2 separate regions of the Homo sapiens genome follow, and region 2 is linked to region 1. Evidence: read pairs that join two places in POLR2A ChIA-PET (ENCODE). Cell type or tissue: Panc1. All regions are shown on one strand. Links, peaks and the distances in the headings refer to the core of each region. The heading gives the core; the rest is flanking DNA. Region 1 has its middle 50 kb from the start of TNRC6B. Region 2 has its middle 11 kb from the start of SNORD83B.

Region 1 (9,919 bases), core at 1,094-9,093:
CCCAAGTAGCTGGGACTACAGGCGCCTGCCACCATGCTCGGCTAATTTTTTTGTATTTTTAGTAGAGATGGCGTTTCACTGTGTTAGCCAGGATGGTCTCGATCTCCTGACCTCGTGATCCACCCGCCTTGGCCTCCCTAAGTGCTGGGATTACAAGCTTGAGCCACTGCGCCCAGCCTTTTTTTTTTTTTTTTTGAGATGGAGTCTCACTCTGTTGCCCAGGCTGGAGTACAGGGGCATGATCTTGGCTCACTGCAACCTCTGCCTCCCATGTTCAAGCAATTCTCCTGCCTCAGCCTCCCAAGTAGCTGGGACTACAGGCCCCTCGCCCTCGCCCTCGCCCTCGCCTCGCCTTTATTGAGATGGAGTTTCACACTGTCACCCAGGCTGGAGTGCCGTGGTGTGATCTTGGCTCACTGCAACCTCTGCCTCCTGGCTCCGTCCCGTCCCGTCCCGTCTCGTCTCGTCTTTATTGAGATGGAGTTTCACACTGTCACCCAGGCTGGAGTGCAGTGGTGTGATCTTGGCTCACTGCAACCTCTGCCTCCTGGGTTCAACTGATTCTCCTGCCTCAGCCTCCCGAGTAGCTGGGATTACAGGCACAGCTGGGATTACAGGTGCACACTAACAGGCCCAGCTAATTTTTGTATTTTTAGTAGAGATGGGGTTTTGCTATGTTGGCCAGGCTAGTCTCAAACTCCTGACCTCAAGTCATCTGCCTGCCTCGGCCTCCCAAACTGCTGGGATTACAGGCGTGAGCCACTGCACCCAGTCACAGAAGGTAATTTTCATATTTAACCTCTAAAAATATGGAACAATAAGACAGATCCATGGGTAACTCTGTTAATTTGATTCAATTTTATCTCTCACATACACAGCAGAAAAATTAAATAAGCCCTGAAGTGGTCCTTGGGAAAAATGTAAGAAATATTCACTGTTCCTCCAAAGGATATGTTCAGAGGCATCTGAAGTTTTACATTAACAAAAACTCTGTCAACTTGTCTTCCTTCAGCATTTACAATAGAAGCTTTCACAACAATAGCAGAACTCTCTTTGAGAAATTTGTTAGGTCATACAAAATTGCAATCTGGTGACCATTCAGGGAAAAAAAGCTCGTTCTAAACTGATGTGAAATTTAACATTCTTTCTTCCTGCCTCCACTTTAAGTGGTTGGAGCTCCAATAATTAAAACAAAGAATAAATAATAGTTTAAGGAGTCAATTCTGTGTATCAACACCCAACACAGTTCCTAGCACACAGTAGGTGCTCAATAAATATGTGCTGAATTAATCAGGAGAGAGGAGGGGAGGAAAGGAGGCAAAAATAAGGAATTATGCTTGTGCATAATTCAGGAATGATCTATAATCTGTTTACAGCAGTCTTTTAGAAACCATCACCTGCTTTATATCTTTCTGGCAGAGAAAAAAAAAAAAATCCCTAAACTCAAGAGGTCAAAGTCTACAATTCCCAACTCCCGAAGAATATATAATCCTAATCCATCTCTGAACTTCAATAAACATCTCTCTCCAAGAAAATGTTACGGAAGATGCTGCACAGTTTCAGAGAGCACTCTTCAAGAGGAACAGCAAAATTCACTTCCTCCAATAAGACTTCTATACCGCGCTGGGCACAGTGGCTCAGCCTGTAATCCCAGCACTTTGGGAGGCTGAGGCGGGCGGATCACGAGGTCAGGAGATCGAGACCTTCCTGGCTAACACGCTGAAACCCCGTCTCTACTAAAAAATACAAAAAATTATCTGGGCAAAAAATTATCCGGGCGTGGCGGCAGGCGCCTGTCAAGTCCCAGCTACTCGGGAGGCTGAGGCAGGAGAATGGCGTGAACCCGGGAGGCGGAGCTTGCAGTGACCCGAGATCGCACCACTGCACTCCAGCCTGGGCAACAGAGCGAGACTCTGTCTCAAAAAAAAAGACTTCTATACCAACCCTGCCCATCCATAAGGGCTCCTGATCTATACTTGCACAACTTACCTGGATATTTTGTAAACCATATTGACCGTTTATTCATTTGTTAACTATTTTTTTTTTTTTTTTTTTTTTTTAGACGGAGTCTCCCTGTCGCCCAGGCTGGAGTGCAGCGGCGCAATCTTGGCTCACTGCAAGCTCCACCTCCCGGGTTCACGCCATTTTCCTGCCTCAGCCTCCCGCGGGGGACTACAGGCATCCGCCACCTCGCCCGGCTAATTTTTTTTTTTTGCATTTTTAGTAGAGACGGAGTTTCACCGTGTTAGCCAGGATAGTCTGGATCTCCTGACCTCGTGATCCGCCCGCCTCGGCCTCCCAAAGTGCTGGGATTACAGGCGTGAGCCACCGCGCCCGGCCAATTCATTTGTTAACTATTCTTAGCACCTTCGCTACAACTGCAATTCCAAGCCTTTCCTCTTAATAGGAAATCAAAACTTGTCATTTCAAGTCTTCAACTGTGTACTCTACACTCTACCAACTACAATGACTTCTCTTTCGAAGGCAATACAAAGAAAAGCTGAACCCACTTCCTTTCTTTCTTTCCTCCTCCAAAACTCCCTCCGCCATTAAACAAGAGTCAGAAGAGCAGGATTTGGGCCTGAGCTCAGGCATTACTGCAGTACGAGGCCCGTTAAGCCTGGGAATCTGAGAAACCTTTTTCTAACTGCACTCTGCCTTCCTCAACCCATTTCTTCCCTCTTTTCTCAAACATGCATAGTCCTCTTCCATTTAAAAAAAATCTTTCACTTGAACTTAATCCTCCTCCTCATTGTTCTCTCTTCCATTTATTTCCAAATGTCCTAAAATTGGGTGGTGGACTATAGTCATAACTCATTTTTAAAAATCATTTAATTTCTCTTTAACCCATAAAATTTGGTTTCTGCACCTCCTACTCCAATTAAATGGCACCCTTGAACACCAGTAAGTTCTTTTTAGAAACTATCATAGAAAATTTAAAACATGTACAAAGTAAATACAAATAAACTCCTATGTACCCATCACAACACTTCAATAGTTGCCAACATTCTGCCATTCCTGCTTCATCTATACTTCCATGTATTCTCCACTCCATTTGATTGTCAGTTTCACCACATAAAACATACCTACACTGTAACCATTTTTATTGTAATTATAAACAATTGCACCCCTATCAGACACAGAACATCTCCATCACCCCCTAGAAAGTTTTCTCATATCCTTTCTCTTTAATTAGTTCTTAAACAAATCCAGGTGTCTTTTCTCACTTGTCAACCTCCTTGATTCTTGGCAGCATCTGAAGTTACTGAGTGAGCCTTTCTCTTGAAATTCCCCTTTTGATTTCTATGATGCAAAAGGATCTCAATCCATCCTCGAGTCACATCAGTTTTGGCGCCAAAATACACCTCAAGTCTGTCTTTCCTCCACTTCCAGTAACACCCATGAATGTAGTCCTACCCGAACAGCTGCACGTGCCTTCTCACCAGGCTCCCTGCTTCCACTCTTACCTCTTTCCAATCCACTGTCCAGACAGCAGACAGAGCCACCTCTTAAAATGCAAATCCTACACATCACATCACTCCTCGAGTGAACAGCCTTCAATGGCTGCCCTAGGCATGGAGAATAGGTCCACGTTGCACACTGTGGCCTCTGAGGTCTTGCAAGGTCTCTGTCTCTCTCTCTAACCTCCTGTCACACTTGGCCCACAGGTTTCTGAGAGTTCTTAGAAGAGGCCAAGGGCTTTTGCAGCTGTTTCCTGTGTCTAGAACACTGTTGCTTCAGCTCTCCACACAGCTGGCTCCCTTGCCCATTAGCTTCAGCTGAAATGTCCCCGTCTCAGAGAGACCTTCCTTGACTAGCTACGCTCTTCCTCCCAGCTGCCCTGCATGACATGGCTTTATTTTTTTCATAGTACTTACCATCATTTATAATTATTATCTTTATTTATATTTATTCATGTCTCCCACTAAAATGAAACCGCCTTGAGAGTAGGAACCATGTATTTTTGGTTCACTGTTGTATCCCATGATAACACGTGCTTAATAATTATTTATTGAAGGCCAGGCGCAGTGGCTTACACCTATAATTCCAGCACTTTGGGAGACTGCGGCAGGAGAATCACTTGAGCCCAGAAGTTCGAGACCAGCCTGGGCAACACAGCAAGACTCTGTCTCTACCAAAAAAAAAAAGAGAGCCAGGTGTGGTGGCACACACCTGTGGTCCCAGCTACTTGGGAGGCTGAGGTGGGAGAATTGCTTGAGGCTGGGTGGTTGAGGCTGCAGTGAGCTGTGAGCTGTGAGCTGTGAGCCGTGAGCCGTGAGCCGTGAGCCGTGAGCCGTGATCATACCACCACACTCCAGACTTGGTGACAGAGAAAGATCCAGTCTCAAAAAAAATATATTGAACAAAAATAAATTCAGCTGAAAATCACTTTTTGGTAAAAAATTCTCTACTTTTCCTCAAAACCTACTACCTTTCCTAATGGCCTTCTGTTAACAGACATCCACAAACTATGTAACCACAGCAAAATGACAAATTCCAGCCATACATTAAATCATTCCAAATATAAGATTTTATTGATTGATTGATTTACACCCTCGGAGGAGGAGAATGGACTGACCCCTGCGAGATGAGATCAGCCTCCAAATATAAGATTTTAAACAAAAGCAAACATCAGGAGGAAAAACATAAGAGCCTGAGTTAAACTAAGGCTGATGAAGTTGAAGTTATAATCTAATTTATAACAGAAGCATCCACTTAGTGCAAGTATAAAAAGAATGTTCTCTTATTCTTGAGTCTAATTCATTCTGAACTGATAAACTATTCAGTAATTGAAAAATCAAGAAAGCTAGTCATTTATTTTTCCAAAAAGAAGTTGAAAACTGAGTTTATGGCACAGTAATATATTCTATACCAGTCTAATTACATGTTCACCAAGCAATCTCCCAATTATACCTTCTCTTTCCAGGGAGAAAATGTACTAGCCAGAAATCCAATCTTCCTTTTTTTTGAGGCAGGGTCTGGCTTTGCTGCCCAGGCTGGAGTGCAGTGGCATGATCACAGCTCACTGCAGCGTCAACAGCCCTGGGTACAAATGATCCTCCTACCTCAGCCTCCTGAGTAGCTGGGACTGCAGGCATGCACCACCATGCCCAACTAATTTTTGTATTTTTTGGAGACAGGGTTTTGTCATGTTGCCTAGGCTGGTCTCGAAGTCTTGAGCTCAAGCAATCTGCCCACCTCGGACTCCCAAAGTGCTGGGATTGCAGGCATGAGCCCCAATCTTCCTTAACATTATATTTCACTATCAATTAGTAAATTAGGATCTTGAGGAAGGGTGTATATGTACCTCAGAAATTCTGGGGTGTGTGTATCTTGGGTGTCCTGGGTATGTGTGCCTCTGTGTGTGTGTGTGTGAGGGAGATTCCTAGATCGTGTGTGTACCTCACAGGCTCTGACTAACCCTACATCAGATTCAGGGTCTAAATGAGTCTGATGAAAACCTATATGCTTCTGCTTTAGCTACGGAAAGAAGAAAGAAATCTGGTGATATGGGAAAGGAAAACTAAGAGGACAGGATGACATCTGTCCCTCCACCCAAGCCACGGACTAGATCATAGCCCCGCAGAGGGGGCATTCAGAAAGAAATGGAAAGAGTTGTTTTCAGAGCTCCCAGGAAGAGCTACAGACAATTCTGAATGGACAGAGAGGGAAGTAAAAGTAATACTAAGGGTCTCATGTAACTATGTTAAGAAGCAGCCAAGGAAAATCAGCACATGGAGCCAGATATAGACAAAAATATAGATAAATATTTATATATAGGATTTATATATAGGATTAATATATATTTATTTTTATTTTATTTATTATATATATTTACATACAAGATTTGATGATGATAACACTCCTTAGGCTCTAGATTGAAAAAACAAAGCAAACAAATTACCATTTAAAAATTTATAATATGTAGCCATAAAAAAGAATTAAATCATCCAGGCATGGTGGCTCATGCCTGTAATCCCAGTACTTTGGAAGACCTAGGTGGGTGGAGTGCTTGAGATCAGAAGTGTGAGACCAGCCTGGACAACAAAGTGAGACCCCGTCTCTACAAAAAATACAAAAATTAGCCAGGTTTGGTGGTGTGCACCTGTAGTCCCAGCTACTCAGGAGGCTGAGGTGGGAGGATGGTTTGAGCCTGGGTGGCAGAGGCTGCAATGAGTCAAGATCGTATGACTGCACTCCAGCCTGGGCAATAGAGCCAGGCCCAGTCTAAAAAAAAAAAAAAAAAAAAAAAAAAAAATTAAATAACGTCCTTTGTAGCAACAGGGATACAGCTGAAGGCCATTATCCTAAATGAATTAACACAGAAACAGAAAACCAAATGCTGCATGTTCTCACTTATAAGTGGGAGCTAAACACTGGGTACATGTGGACATAAAGATGGAAACGGTGGACACTGGGGACTCCAAAAGGGAGAGGGAGGGAAGGGAACAAGGGTTCAAAGACAAGCTCTTGGGTACTATGCTCACTACCTGAGTGATGGAATCACTTGTACCCCAAGCCTCAGCATCACACAACATACTCATGCAACAAACCTGCACGTGTACCTCTAAATCTAAAATAAAATAAAATAAAATTTGTAATAGAAAAACACCTAAAAATTATCAGTGACTGCCTCTGTGCAGCAGGAACAGGGGACCAGCTTTGACTCCTGACTTTATATACTTCTGATTTTTTATAAGCCTATAGTAACTTTCGTAACAAACTTTAAAAGACATAGTATTAGTGTTCTAAAAATAAATTATAAAGTTCTCTGTAGTTCAGTAAAATTGTTTTAAATTAGCATATAGGATTAAAAAGTATACTGAAAAGAAAAAATATTTCTCAATCTTATGTTAGGTTCTAATTTAACTCAATCGAATTTTTACAGTCATGTAAAATGAAATACCCATTCTACTCATCCACAGCCTCTACTGTTCAATTTCTACCCAAACTGTACCTTTCAGTAATTTACTGACCTTGGAACTGCTTTCTTCCGATACTTCTCCCTCATTGGTTTGCATGGGAACAGATTTTGTGCAAAACTCTGCAGAAACACAAAAATACTGCCTAAAAGAAGAGAGAAGAAAAAAGTATGTAAGGAATTCAGGGCAAAAAAATTTTTTTTTCAAAGGTTTAGACTGAAATTCTCTCAATAAGGCCACAGATACTGTGAAGTAACTTTGAGTAACTTTGTGTGTGTGTGTGTGTCTATGCACATGCATCTTAAAGGTAAGAAAGGGAGGGAGAGAAGCAGGGAGGGAATGTTTCCCATCTTGGGGGAGAAGGGTAGATAGGAAAGGTTTCCAGCATTGGGATATTAATAGCTCTAGATTTCTTTCCCTATTTTATTTGGCTTTTGGCAGAGGTGGTGGTGAAATTCTTACAGCAGACACTGACCTGCAAGAAAGTATGGCAGTGAGCAAAGCGGCGCACCTGTTGTTCCGCCCCTGCAGGTCACAGTGCCTGGGTATTAGGCTAAGGCTATTGGAATTGGCAGGGTTTCCCGGGCTTATAATTTATGAATAACGTTCCTGCTTTCTTTATAACTGAAATTAAAGTACACTATAATGGCTGGCCCCACTTTTCATTTTTAGGAAATGTGCTTAATAAACTAAATGTCAGTTCATTTATTTTTATATGAGACTATTTATAGGGCAAGACAGTAAAAAGTAATTAAGTTTTCCTCAAAGAATAAAATGAGTCAAGAAAAAGTTTGTTAAAATTTTATGAATTAAAATGTACCAAAAGGAAACTACTAAAAATTTATGCAACATTTTCAAGAATTCATTACATATGTAATTATTGAGGAATATTTTTTTTTTTTTTGAGACACAGTCTTGCTGTGTCGCCCAGGCTGCAGTGCAGTGGTGAGAGTTTGGCTCACTGCAACCTCCACCTCCTGGGTTCAAGCGATGCTCCTGCCTCAGTCTCCCAAGTAGCTGGGACTACAGGCGCCTGCCACCACACCCGGCCGATTTTTGTATTTTTAGTAGAGACAGGGTTTCACTATGTTGGATAGACTGGTCTTGAACTCCTGACCTCGTGATCCGACCGCCTCAGACTCCCAAAGTGCTGGGATTACAGGCGTGAGCCACCGCTCCTGGCCCTATTGAGGAATAATTATTCAAATGACACAAATCTCCATTATAATACAGGTATGAATATTTACAAACCTATCAGCTACTCTAAAGCTCATAGCTACAAAACATAAAAACTAAAAAAGGCCAGGTGCAGTGGCTCATGCCTATAATCCCAGCAATTTGGGAGGCTGAGGCAGGTGGATGGCTTGAGCTAACGCGTTCAAGACCAGCCTGGGGGCGAAACCCCACCTCTACCCAAAATACAAAAATTAGCCAGGCGTGGTGACACATGTATGTGGGCCCAGCTACTTGAGAGGCTGAGGTGGGAGGACTGGTTGAGTCCAGGAGGTCAAGGCTGCAGTGAGCTGTGATCACACCACTGCACTCCAGCCTTGGCAACAGAGTGAGACCCTGTCTCAAAAAAAAAAAAAAAAAAAGGTAAAAAGATGCTGGTAGTGTATGTTTTTTGTGTGTGCAAGAAAAATCTATTAATGCACAACGCTTGATGATCTGTTTTGGTGTAGGCTTCTCTATAACCAGCCAAGACTCAAGGCTAAGAAGGCACTTCCAGGAAGCTGTTGCCTCATCTACTGGGTGGGAAGGGGTTACCAAAATATCTACTTTGCTCACCCACCTAGCAAGGTCTTGTTGGGAACAAATGCATATTTATGTGATGTGAAGTGTAAAATCAGTACAGTAGAAGCTCTCAATTGATATCCATTCACTTGCTCCCAGCTTAATCAACATTGCCCATCCTCTCTGTAAAACACATGAGGGATGCTCACAGCAAGTGAAAATAGGCTTTCTCTAGTTGATTTTGTCCCTCACCTATTTATCACAGTTGTGCAAAAAAAAAAAAAAAAAGTTCTCTTTCTATAAAAATTAGGTTGATAGCATTGGAAAAACTCAATAACTTATCCAGAAAGATTTTATGTGTAATTTGCTTCACAGATGTCTTTAAGTTCTCCTACTTCACTGAAACAGAGACTGCATTTCTCTGTTTCATTATAGGCATAGCTGAACCAGATGATGCATTATAGGCATAGCTGAACCAGAAAAACTCCTTGGAACTCCATTCATGCTTGCAGGCCTGTGCTCAGCACACTCCTTGGTCTGGTGCTGTACTGTCTGCTTCCTCCAGACCCACGCTCCATTCTCCGCCTAACTGTGTGCCCCAGGGGACACCATCATTGGGCTCCTTATCTTCTGGCTGCTGGCTGGGCTAAGCCAGTGGGAGGCACTGACTGGAGACAGGAGGTCGGGAGAGGAAGAAGGGATGGCAGTGGTTGTTTCTTCTATGAAAGGGCACTGCTCTCAACTTGCTGGCTTCTCCTTCAGCTTTAATCTTTTTACTTTCATCCTTTCTGGATTCTCCTATTTGGCTGTTCTATTTTTCTTAAGTCTCTTTCTAGCTTGACTTGCCTGGCTAAATTAGTTTTTTCCTTCTCTGACAATCACTGCTATTTCCCGTTACCGACTCCTCCTCCCTATCCCCCAACACTGCACACTGTCATCTCTCCTCCCCCATGCTATCACCCTCTACCCAAGGCTTTAACCAAGACTTCTGCCCCTCCACTCACTTCTTAAAATCCATCGTGTCCCAATAAGATCCTACCAAGGCCCAAGTCTTACCTTCTCTACTACTACAGCCCTCAGTTTTCCAACATGTTAGAATGGAAATAGGGAAACCAACAAAGGCTACTGAACCACCCAGTGGCTGACAACAATTGGGAACCTTACTATTGCTAGACCTGAAGCGGAAGGGGCAGTGACTGGAACCTGGAGGGGGAGCTGTGGCCGTCACTGAAGAGTCCAACAGACCCGAATGCTTACGGATG
Region 2 (9,919 bases), core at 914-8,913, 820 kb after region 1:
TGCGATCACGGCTCACTGCAGCCTTGACCTCCCAGGCTCGAGCAATCCTCCCACCTCAGCCTCCCGAGTAGCTGGGACTATAGGCACCCGCCACCACGCCCGGCTAATTTTTTTTTATTTTTTAGTAGAGACAGGGTTTCATCGTGTTAGCCAGGATGGTCTCGATCTCCTGACCTCGTGATCCACCTGTCTCGGCCTCCCAAAGTGCTGGGATTACAGGCATGAGCCACCGCGCCCGGCCTAATATTTGTATTTTTTGTAGAGAGTGGGTCTTGTCATGTTGCCCAGGCTGGTCTCGAACTCCTAGGCTTAAACAATCCTCCCCCCTCAGCCTCAGAAAGTGCTGGGATTAAAAGCGTTCAGCTACCTCGCCCAGCCCAGAGTTACCTTATTTATTTATTTACTTATTTTTGAGACAGAGTCTCACTCTGTTATCCAGGATGGAGTGCAGTGGCGCGATCTCAGCTCACTGCAACCTCCACCTCCCGAGTTCAAGCGATTCTTGTGCCTCAGCCTCCTGAGTAGCTGGGATTATAGGCACGCCACCACGCCTGGCTGATTTTTGTATTTTTAGTAGAGATGGGGTTTCACCATGTTGGCCAGGCTGGTCTTGAACTCCTGACCTCAGGTGATCCACCTGCCTCGGCCTCCCAAAGTGCTGGGATTACAGGTGTGAGCCACTGAGCCCCGGCATCACTTCTGTTTTCACAGGGAGGAAATTGAGGCTCAGCAAGGTTAAGTCACAGTCTCCGAGGTCAGACTCTTGGAGTGGCGAGGCGGGGATATAAAATCCAGGCTCCAGACACGAGCGCACAACCATCACACCACGCTGTCCTGGTGCAGGAGGGCTGCGAAAGCTCTGGGTGAGGACTGGAGGGACACTGTTTCCCAGCAGCCACTGCGACCCCCAATGCTCCTTGGCCCCCTACCCTCTCCCAGGCTCCTACAGTGGGCCCCTGCTTCTTTACGGATGAGGTCTCCTGGAGCCCGGTACCACAGCCAGCCCCACCCTTGCTGGGCCCTGAGCCTGCACAGCTGGTCTTCAGGTCACTGGGCTTCATGTGACTATGGAGAAGTGACCCCTCCCCACCCGGTCCCCACCAGAGTCCTGCTTAGCCCGGCAGAGGAAAACGGCTGTGAGGGAAGGCACTAAAGATAGCTGCCTCGCCAACTTCCCCATCCTACTGGCCGCTGTCTCCTCCCCAGTGGGCTTCTCCAGCAGACCTCCACCCCAGGCCATCCTTGAGCCTGGTCAGCCAGCCCGGGGCATAAGCAGGGACCCAGGCGATGGTCACCACCATGGCCGCTGTTACTGAAGACTCACGGGCCCCAGGCACTGGGCCAGGCAGGACTGTGTGCCTTACTGCACAGAAACCCCTCAACAGGGGGCAGCAAGGAGCTGCCTGTCACCCCCACTTGATAGATGGGGATCCAAGCACAGAGGAGGACCAGCTGGTGTGAAAGCCCCAGCTCATCCTCATGCCAGCAGCTGGGAACACACCTGGACATTGACACGCCACGCCATCTTCCCCCATGGCCCAGGGCCTATGGACACACTGGCTTGGCAACACCAGAGCCTATGATGAAGACACCATGTCATCCCCCATCCATCTGTGACACCATCTCCACCCGCAGCAGGAATATTTACATCAGGGAAACAGGCAGACACTAGAGATCAGGGCCATTCCTCCAGGGAGCTGCTTGTTAGACATTTACCAGCACAGCACTGACCCCAACCTTCTGTTCTGCTGGTGACACCAATGGCTGAACCCAGCTGGAAGTGGCAAGGGAGTTTAGTTGATATAGTCCCCAGAAGTCAGCATCCTGGGGCACAGAGAAGTGGGTGAAAGGGCGGCTTGAGGATCTGGAGTGACAGACACAAGATCCAGCCCAATGCCCAGTGCTTCCCTCTTGCTTCCTGGGAACCACTATTCCCAGCGTTTCTCATATACATTTAATCAGAGGCAGGACCTCCCGCCTCAGCAGCTTCCCTGGCTCCACATTGCACATTCATTTACAGCTGACCTGTGAACAATGTGGGGATCGAGGCAGTAACCCCCCATGCAGTAAAAAATCCAGGTGTAACTTTTGACTCCCCTAAAACTTAACTACTGGCCGGGCTCGGTGGCTCATGCCTATAATCCCAGCACTTTGAGAGGCCGAGGTGGGTGGATCACGAGGTCAGGAGATTGAGACCATCCTGGCTAACACAGTAAAACCCTGTCTATACTAAAAAAATACAAAAAAATTAGTTGGGTGTGGTGGTGCGTGCCTGTAGTCCCAGCTACTTGGGAGGCTGAGGCAGGAGAATGGCCTGAACCCAGGAGGTGGAGCTTGCAGTGAGCCGAGATCACGCCACTGCACTCCAGCCTGGGCGATGGAGCGAGACTCTGTCTCAAAAAAAAAAAAAAAATTTTAACACTCAGTAACTTTTTTTTTTTTTGAGACGGAGTCTCGCTCCGTCGCCCAGGGTGGAGTGTAGTGGCACCATCTCGGCTCACTGCAACCTCTGCCTCCTGGGTTCAAGAGATCCTCCTTCCTCAGCCTCCCGAGTAGCTGGGACTACAGGTGCCTGCCACCACACCCGGCTAATTTTGTATTTTTAGTAGAGACAGGGTTTCACCATGTTGGCCAGACTGGTCTCAAACTCCTGACCTCAAGTGATCCGCCCGCCTCAGCCTCCCAAAGTGCTGGGATTACAGGCATGCGACGCTGCACCCGGCCTTAACTACCAATAACTTACTGTTGACTGTGAAAACAGTTGATTAACACATATTTTGTGTGTTACGTGTATTATATACTATAGTCTTATAATAAAGTAAGGTAGAGAAAAGAAAATGTTATTAAGATAATCTGGCTGGGCATAGTGGCTCATGCCTGTAATCTCAGCACTTTGGGAGGCCAAGGCAGGCGGACCGTCTGAGGTCAGGAGTTCGAGACCAGCCTGGCCAACATGGTGAAACCCCGTCTCTACTAAAAATATAAAAATTAGCTGGGCATGGTGGCGCGCGCCTGTTATCCCAGCTACTCAGGAGGCTGAGGCATGAGAATCGCTTGAACCCAAGAGGTGGAGGTTGCAGTGAGCCGAGATCGCGCCATTGCACTCCAGCCTGGGGGACAAGAGTGAGACTCCATCTCAAAAAAAAAAAAAAAAAAAGAAGTGGAAACTCCAAGTCCAAATCCGTGTTGTTCGAGGGTCAGCTGTATTTTTTTTTTCTTGATCCAGGTTTTTGCTCTGTCGCCCAGGCTGGAGTGCAGTGGTGTAATCTCGGCTCACTGCAACCTCTGCCTCCCAGGTTCAAGAGATTCTCCTGCCTTACCCTCCCGAGTAGTTGGGATTACAGGCACAGACCACCACGCCCAGCTAATTTTAGTATTTTTAGTAGAGTTGGTGTTTCACCATGTTGGCCAGGCTGGTCTCAAACTCCTGACCTCAGGTGATCCACCCACCTTGGCCTCCCAAAGTGCTCAGATGGCAGGAGTGAGCCACTGCGCCCAGCCTTGAGGGTCAATTGTATTCATATGTCACCGTTACCAACCTTTATTAGGCACCAACAGGCATTCAAGGCTCTTCACTAGGCGGCTGCAGCCTGCCAGCTCATCCCAGGCTGCTGTGCCTCAGCCGTGCGAGACCACCAGAGTCGCCCTTCCACCTGTGCCTCGGTGTCCCTGTCTACAATCCTGGTGTGGTGCGTGGAAAAGAGCTGCCTGGGCTGGCAATTGGCAGCTCAAGGGCCAGCCCAGCTCGCAGTTATGCTTTGTTTGGTCCTCAGAGTTGCAAAAGAAAATTAAAGGGTACTGACCTTTGCTTTCACGCAGAACTCACATTTCCAGCTTCTTTAGGCAATAGGGTGATCTGGCGGCAACAGGCTGGAGCTGCAAAGCTGCTGCCCTCCCACCATGGCCCTCCCCAGCCTCTGTCTCAGGGTTACCTCTGCAGGCCTGGCAGCCAGCAGGGTCCAGCACACAGTAGGTGCTCAGTGAAGAACTGGGAGGTGGAAGAGACTGGGACAGAGGGACGAATGAAGCGCCTACCAGCCGCTCCTATGAAACCCCTGTTTGGGTGAGCTTGTTTTACACGAGGCCTTGAATTCAGGAGTTGGCAGACTTTGACCTTTTTTTATTTTTTATTTTTGAGACGGAGTCTTATTCTGTTGCCCAGGCTGGAGTGCAGTGATGCCATCCTGGCTCATCACAGCCTCGACCTTCTGGCACAAGTGATCCTCCTGCCCCAGCCTCCCAAGTAGCTGGGACTACAGGTGCATGCCACCACGCCTGGCAAATTTGTTTTTTTAGACGGAGTCTTGCTCTGTTGCCCAGGCTGGAGTGCAGTGGTGCAATCTCAGCTCACTGCAACCTCTGCCTCCTGGGTTCAAGCATTTCTTCTGCCTCAGCTTCTTGAGTAGCTGGGACTACAGGCGTGTGCCACCACGCCCAGCTAATTTTTGTATTTTTAGTAGAGACGGGTTTGACTATATTGGCCAGGCTGGTCTCCAACTCCTGACCTCGTGATCAGCCCGCCTCAGCCTCCCAAAGTTCTGAGATTACAGGCGTGAGCCACTGTGCCCAGCTCTATGCCTGGCTAATTTAAAAAAAATTATTTTGTAGAGACAGGGCCTCACTATGTCACCCAGGCTGGTTTTGAACTCCTGGGCTCAAGCAATTCTCCAGCCTCGGCCTTCCAAAGTGCTGGGATTACGGACGGACGCCACCACAACTGGCCACTACACTTTGATCTTTAAAAACCTGATCAATAGCATGAGCCTGGAAACCATCCAAAAGTCCACTGGCCCTGAGGCCATCATGCACAGCGTTGTCTCCTCGGCCTGGGAGCGTCACGTGGCAGTGCAGGTGGAGCTGGAGTCACAGACGCCCCTCACGGAGGGACCTCTCAGTGCAGAGCAAAAAGGGCAAGTTGCAGAGAAATTCCCATGTTGCAGAGAGATAGCTGTTCCCTTCTTTCGGCATGTGTGAAGGATTTTATAATTTATTAAAAACATGCAAATGGGGCCAGGCGCAGCGGCTCACGTCTGTAATCCCAGCACTTTGGGAGACTGAGGCAGGTGGATCACCTGAGGTCAGGAGTTTGAGACCAGCCTGGCCCACATGGCGAAACCCCGTTTCTACTAAAAATACAAAAATTAGCGGGGCCTGGTGGTGGGTGCCTGTAATCCCAGCTACTCAGGAGGCTGAGGCAGGAGAATCGCTTGAACCCGGGAGGTGGAGGTTGCAGTGAGCTGAGATCGCATTACTGCACTCCAGTCTGGGCGACAGAGTGATACTGTGTTTCAAAATAATAATAATAATAATACAATAAATAAATAAATAAATAAATAAATAATGAATGGCAAACCCAGTCTGCATTGGCTGCATGGCATAGTGGACAGTGACCGGGATGGGCACTGGGGTGGCCTCCTGTGCCAGCTCTCCTGAGAACTCATGGTGCAGGCTTGGTGAGGCCTGTCTGGGCCTCAGTTTCCTTGTCTGTGGCATGGGGGCTCAGGCTGAGGGAGGGCAGGGTTGCACAATTTCTCAGAGCCCTTTCAGCTGTGAGGCTGGGACTCCAAAGCTCAAAGGAAGTACAGAGTGAAAAGACTGACAGAGAGATGCTGTGGGCTCTAGCAATCAGGGAAGGCTTCCTGAAAGAGGGGGCTTGAGCTGAGCTGTGAAGGCTGAGCAATGCCCTGCCAGGGTTAACCTGAACAGGAAGGGTGGGCATTCATGATGCCAAGGAATTGATTGATGCAGGACAAGAAAGGGCTGGCCAAATTAGGGCTTAGCCTTGGAGGGTTCTTGGCTTCTCCCAGGAAAGAATTCAAGGGCGAGCAGATGGTGTTAAACAGCACCTTTCACTGAAGTGACAGTGTACAGTAGCAGCAGAGGTCTCGCTCTTCCTGGAGCAGGGGTACCCCATAGGCAGTGGGCCCAGACCAGCAGCTCAGAAGCAGGGTTGCCCTCATATTTATACCTACTTTAATTATATGCAAATGAAGGGGCGGGTTATGCAGAAATTTACAGGACAAGGGGGCAACTTCTGGGTTGTTAGGTCAATGCTATAGAAGAGGTTGGCAATTTCAGGGAGTTGCCATGGCAATGGTAAACTGATATGGCACACTGGTGGGCGTGTCTTAGGGGGAGGTGCTTCACCGACCTGTTTTAGCTAGTCCTCAATTTGGTCCAGTGTCTGAGCTGTGCCTCTGGAGTCAAGTCCGACCTCCTACCTCGGAATGAGTTTGTGAGAGAGACTTCAGGCACGCAGGCAGTGAGTTAGGGAGATATTTGCGGGTGGGCTGTGGGAGGCCTTCCCTGAGATCTTCCATTGGACCTCATCCCAGGGTACTCACTTCTCCATCCTGGATGGGTGGGTGGGCGTGGGAAGTGGATCTCATGGCTCGTTGTGCCCCATGAGCCAGGCATTGCACCTGCTCTTGTCGTGCATGGTCCATTTGCTCCTCACACCTGAGGAAGGGGGCGGCAGGCACAAAGGTCACCCCCGTTTCACAGGAGAAGAAACTGGGCTCCACAGCCAGGCTCCTCTGGGCTCGTCTACCTGGGGAGGTAGAGGAGAGGAAGCCCCTTGGGGAAGCAGGAGGCCAATGCTCAGAGCTCCTGTGTGGCCATTCTTCCTGCCCAGAATGCCATTCCCTCTTGTCTGTGGTGGGAACCCCAACTTGCCCTTCCGGGCTTGGCTCCAATGTCACCTCCTCCTGGAAGCCTTCCCTGACCCCCACCTGCATCGGGGTTGCCTGATGTTTGCTCTTTTGCACTCTCTGCTTCTCCCTCCCCACTTTGTGCTCCACGTCCATCTTCCCAGCCAAGCGGGGACCTCCTTGGGTCCCGGGTTGTGTCTGTCTTGCCTTTTTTGTACCCTCTGCACCCAGCACAGTGCTGAGCACATCGTAGGAGTTCAATGAACGTTTGTTGAAAGACCCATTGCCTGAAGGCACGCACGCATAAACTAAGAATGAATGAGGTGACTTGCCCAGGGTCACCCAGATGGTCAGGGCTGCATGGCCCTGGTGGAACAGCAGCACCCAATCCCCTCTGGCCTCCTGCCTGGTTTCCTGCTTCTGTTCTATTTTTTTTTTTTTTTGAGATGGTGTCTCCCTCTGTTGCCCAGGCTGGAGTGCAGTGGCACAATCTTGGCTCACTGCAACCTCAGTCTCCCGGGTTCGAGTGATTCTCCTGCCTCAGCCTCTGGAGTAGCTGCGATTACAGGCTCCTGCCACCACACTTGGCTAATTTTTTGTTGTTGTTGTATTTTTAGTAGAGATGGCATTTCACCATGTTGGCCAGGCTGGTCTCGAACTACTGACCTCAAATGATCCACCTGCCTCAGCCTTCCAAAGTGCTGGGATTACAGGCGTGAGCCACCGTGCCCAGCCCCACTTCTGTTCTTGATGCTCACATCTATCCTTTACCCGGCGGCCAGAGTCAAACAAACCCCTGTCAGATTGCACCCTGCCTCTGCTGCACACCCTCCATAGCTCTGCTGGATGCAGAGTGAGAGCTCAGGCCACCACAGTGCCCAGGACCCGCTCCTCCCAGGCCTCATGGCCACACAGGTCTCCTCTCTGTTCCTGCAATGCAGCAGGCTGGCCACCGCCTCGGGCGCCTTTGCACTGGCTCTCCCCGATTCTTGGAATGCTCGTCCCTGGAAATTTGCAGAGGCCACTTTCTCAGCTGCAACCTTGCTGCCCCAGGGCTCCTGACCCCGCACCCCACTCTGCCTCCTCTGTTCCAGGCACTGTCGCCTGCCACCGGCAGCAGGATGCACTTCTGTGTCATGGTCACTGCGTGTCTCCCCGAGTCCCACTAGGGCAGGGCCCTTTATTTGGGTCTCTGTTCTCCAGGCTTCCAGAGAAGGGAGGGCGGGGGAGATGTGGTCTGGAGCGCGTGAGAGACCGGGGAGAACTCCAAGGTGCAGCAACTTCCTCAAAGCAAATTTAGGAAAAGCTGAAGTGAAAAAGGCTCGGGCAGCTGCGTGCTTCCTGCAGCCGGTCCGGAGCCCAGGGCATGTGTCTGGGTCTGTGTGTGACTTGTGTGTCTGCATGTCTGTCTGTGTGAGTGTATATTGTGGGGTGGGGGGCAGTGGATTCTGGAACCAGGGACCTCTCAGAGCCTCAGGGGGCAGAGCTAGGTGGTCTCTGGCCCAGGGGCTCCAGACAGGGGTTCTGGTTCCGCAGAGCTGTGGGGCTGGGTGCTTCTGTCCTTTTCCCCTGGGGCAGAGTGACCTAAGAGGACAGGATGCGTGTAAACTCTGGAGCGGACTTTCAGGGTTCCATTCCCAGCTGCACCACTTCCTGCGTGACCTTGAGGAAGTGATTTAACCACACTGTGCCTCAGTCTCATCATCTGAGAAATGGACATGCTGAGGCTCCTGCCGCCATGCTTGGCTAATTTTAATTAACAGGCCACCTCCTGTTGTTGCCAGGATTTGATGAATGAAGGCGTGTGAGCGGCTGAGACCCACATTTGGCCGTCAGCTCACATTCACCACGGGCGTCAGTCTAAGATCCAGTGTGAGCGAGACCCAGGCCAGCCTCAGGGAGGGGGCGCCAGGCAGAGGGAGAGGCCGCCAGTGCTGTGCAGTGGTGTGAGGGCTGGGGAGGCAAGCTGGGGAGGCAAGCTGGGGAGGGGTCCCACCCCAGGCAGGGAGCCCGGAGGAAGGCGGTCTCAGGGGAGGCTGAACAGGCCAGGAAAGAGGAAGAAGAGAAAGTGGCCACAGGGACAGGGCAGCAAGGGTCAAGCCTGCAGGGGGAGAGATGGATGGGTGAGGGCTGCGAGAAACTCGGGGATACCCATGCCCAGTGGGACCAAGGGATGGGGCTGGAGTGCAGCCACATGTTCCACCTCCCCCAAGTGCCAGGCTGCATTGGACTTTGTCCTGGAGCCGTGCAGAGCCATGGGAGGTTTTTGAGCAGGGGCTCGGAGGCCTCAGCTCATGGTTTCCATCTGGTTCCAGGCTGATGGGGAGGCACCATCACAGCCCAGGTCAGGAAGGTGAGACACTCATACCAAACACTTAGAAAACAGGGCCAGAGGCCGGGCGCGGTGGCTCACGCCTGTAAACCCAGCACTTTGGGAGGCCGAGGCGGATGGATCACCTGAGGTCAGGAGTTCGAGACCAGCCTGGCCAACATGGTGAAACCCTGTGTCTACTAAAAATACAAAGAATTAGCCCGGCGTGGTGGCGGGTGCCTGTAATCCCAGCTACTCAGGAGGCTGAGGCAGAAGAATCGCTTGAACCCAGGAGGCGGAGGTTGCAGTGAGCCAAGATTACGCCATTGCACTCCAGCCTGGGCAATAAGAGCGAAACTCCATCTCAAAAAAAAAAAAAAAGCCAGAGCACCCGACTCGGTGGCTGAAAAAGTCTTAAGGGGCAAAGGGGCCTGTGAAGGTTTCCTGGCGGAGGCCCTGGAAGTGAGCCTCAGTGGAGCCAATAAGAGACCTCCTCAGCCTGCTGAGTGACTTCAGGCAAACCACTGCCCTCTCTGGTCTCAGCTCCCACCTGCCCTGGCAGGGACTCACCTGGCCCCACCCCTGTGTCTCTCTTGGGCTCTGACATTCCACGATCACAGATGGGCAAGAATGGAATCCGCCAGAGGCAGATTCAGATTCTTGATTTAGACGGAGAATCTGCCTCGGTCTCCCCCCTGCACTGTGTTGGGGGTCAGGCAGGGAGGACAATCGCGTTTGATTGTCAAAGACCTTGCAAGCCTCAGGGGCCAGCTGCCAAGGAGTGTTTTCCATTCCTGGGAGGGTGGGCCCTTCCTGCCAGGAGAAAATTCCAAACTCCCGCCAGGAAGGAGAGAGCTCCTGCCACCCCCGGTGACCACACACCCGCCGCCCAAACCCTGTGGCATCAACTGCGTTTTTTCTCTTCGTTTCCCCTCTCTTGGCCAAGGTGGAGGGAGCC

What was found. ChIA-PET counts read pairs that join two places held together with the same protein. Peaks named below come from ENCODE experiments on the same cell type or tissue, not always from the same donor. Only the 100,000 strongest peaks of a DNase experiment are listed, where the experiment ranks them.
Region 2: POLR2A ChIA-PET joins it to region 1 with 20 read pairs; 2 of 35 experiments call an interaction of 5 or more read pairs at or near these places.

Annotation. Positions count from the first base shown.
Region 1 is chr22:40,122,921-40,132,839 of GRCh38, reverse strand. It overlaps a transcript of TNRC6B not described here. Among named protein-coding and RNA genes, the nearest start is that of TNRC6B, 50 kb to the left of the region's middle. In Panc1, for the core only: no CTCF peak of the experiment used is centred there; no DNase peak of the experiment used is centred there.
Region 2 is chr22:39,298,365-39,308,283 of GRCh38, reverse strand. No RefSeq gene overlaps it. Among named protein-coding and RNA genes, the nearest start is that of SNORD83B, 11 kb to the left of the region's middle. In Panc1, for the core only: CTCF peaks have their summits at 1,176 and 1,387 (motif pointing right); no DNase peak of the experiment used is centred there; H3K4me3 peaks cover 371 bases; H3K27ac peaks cover 3,311 bases.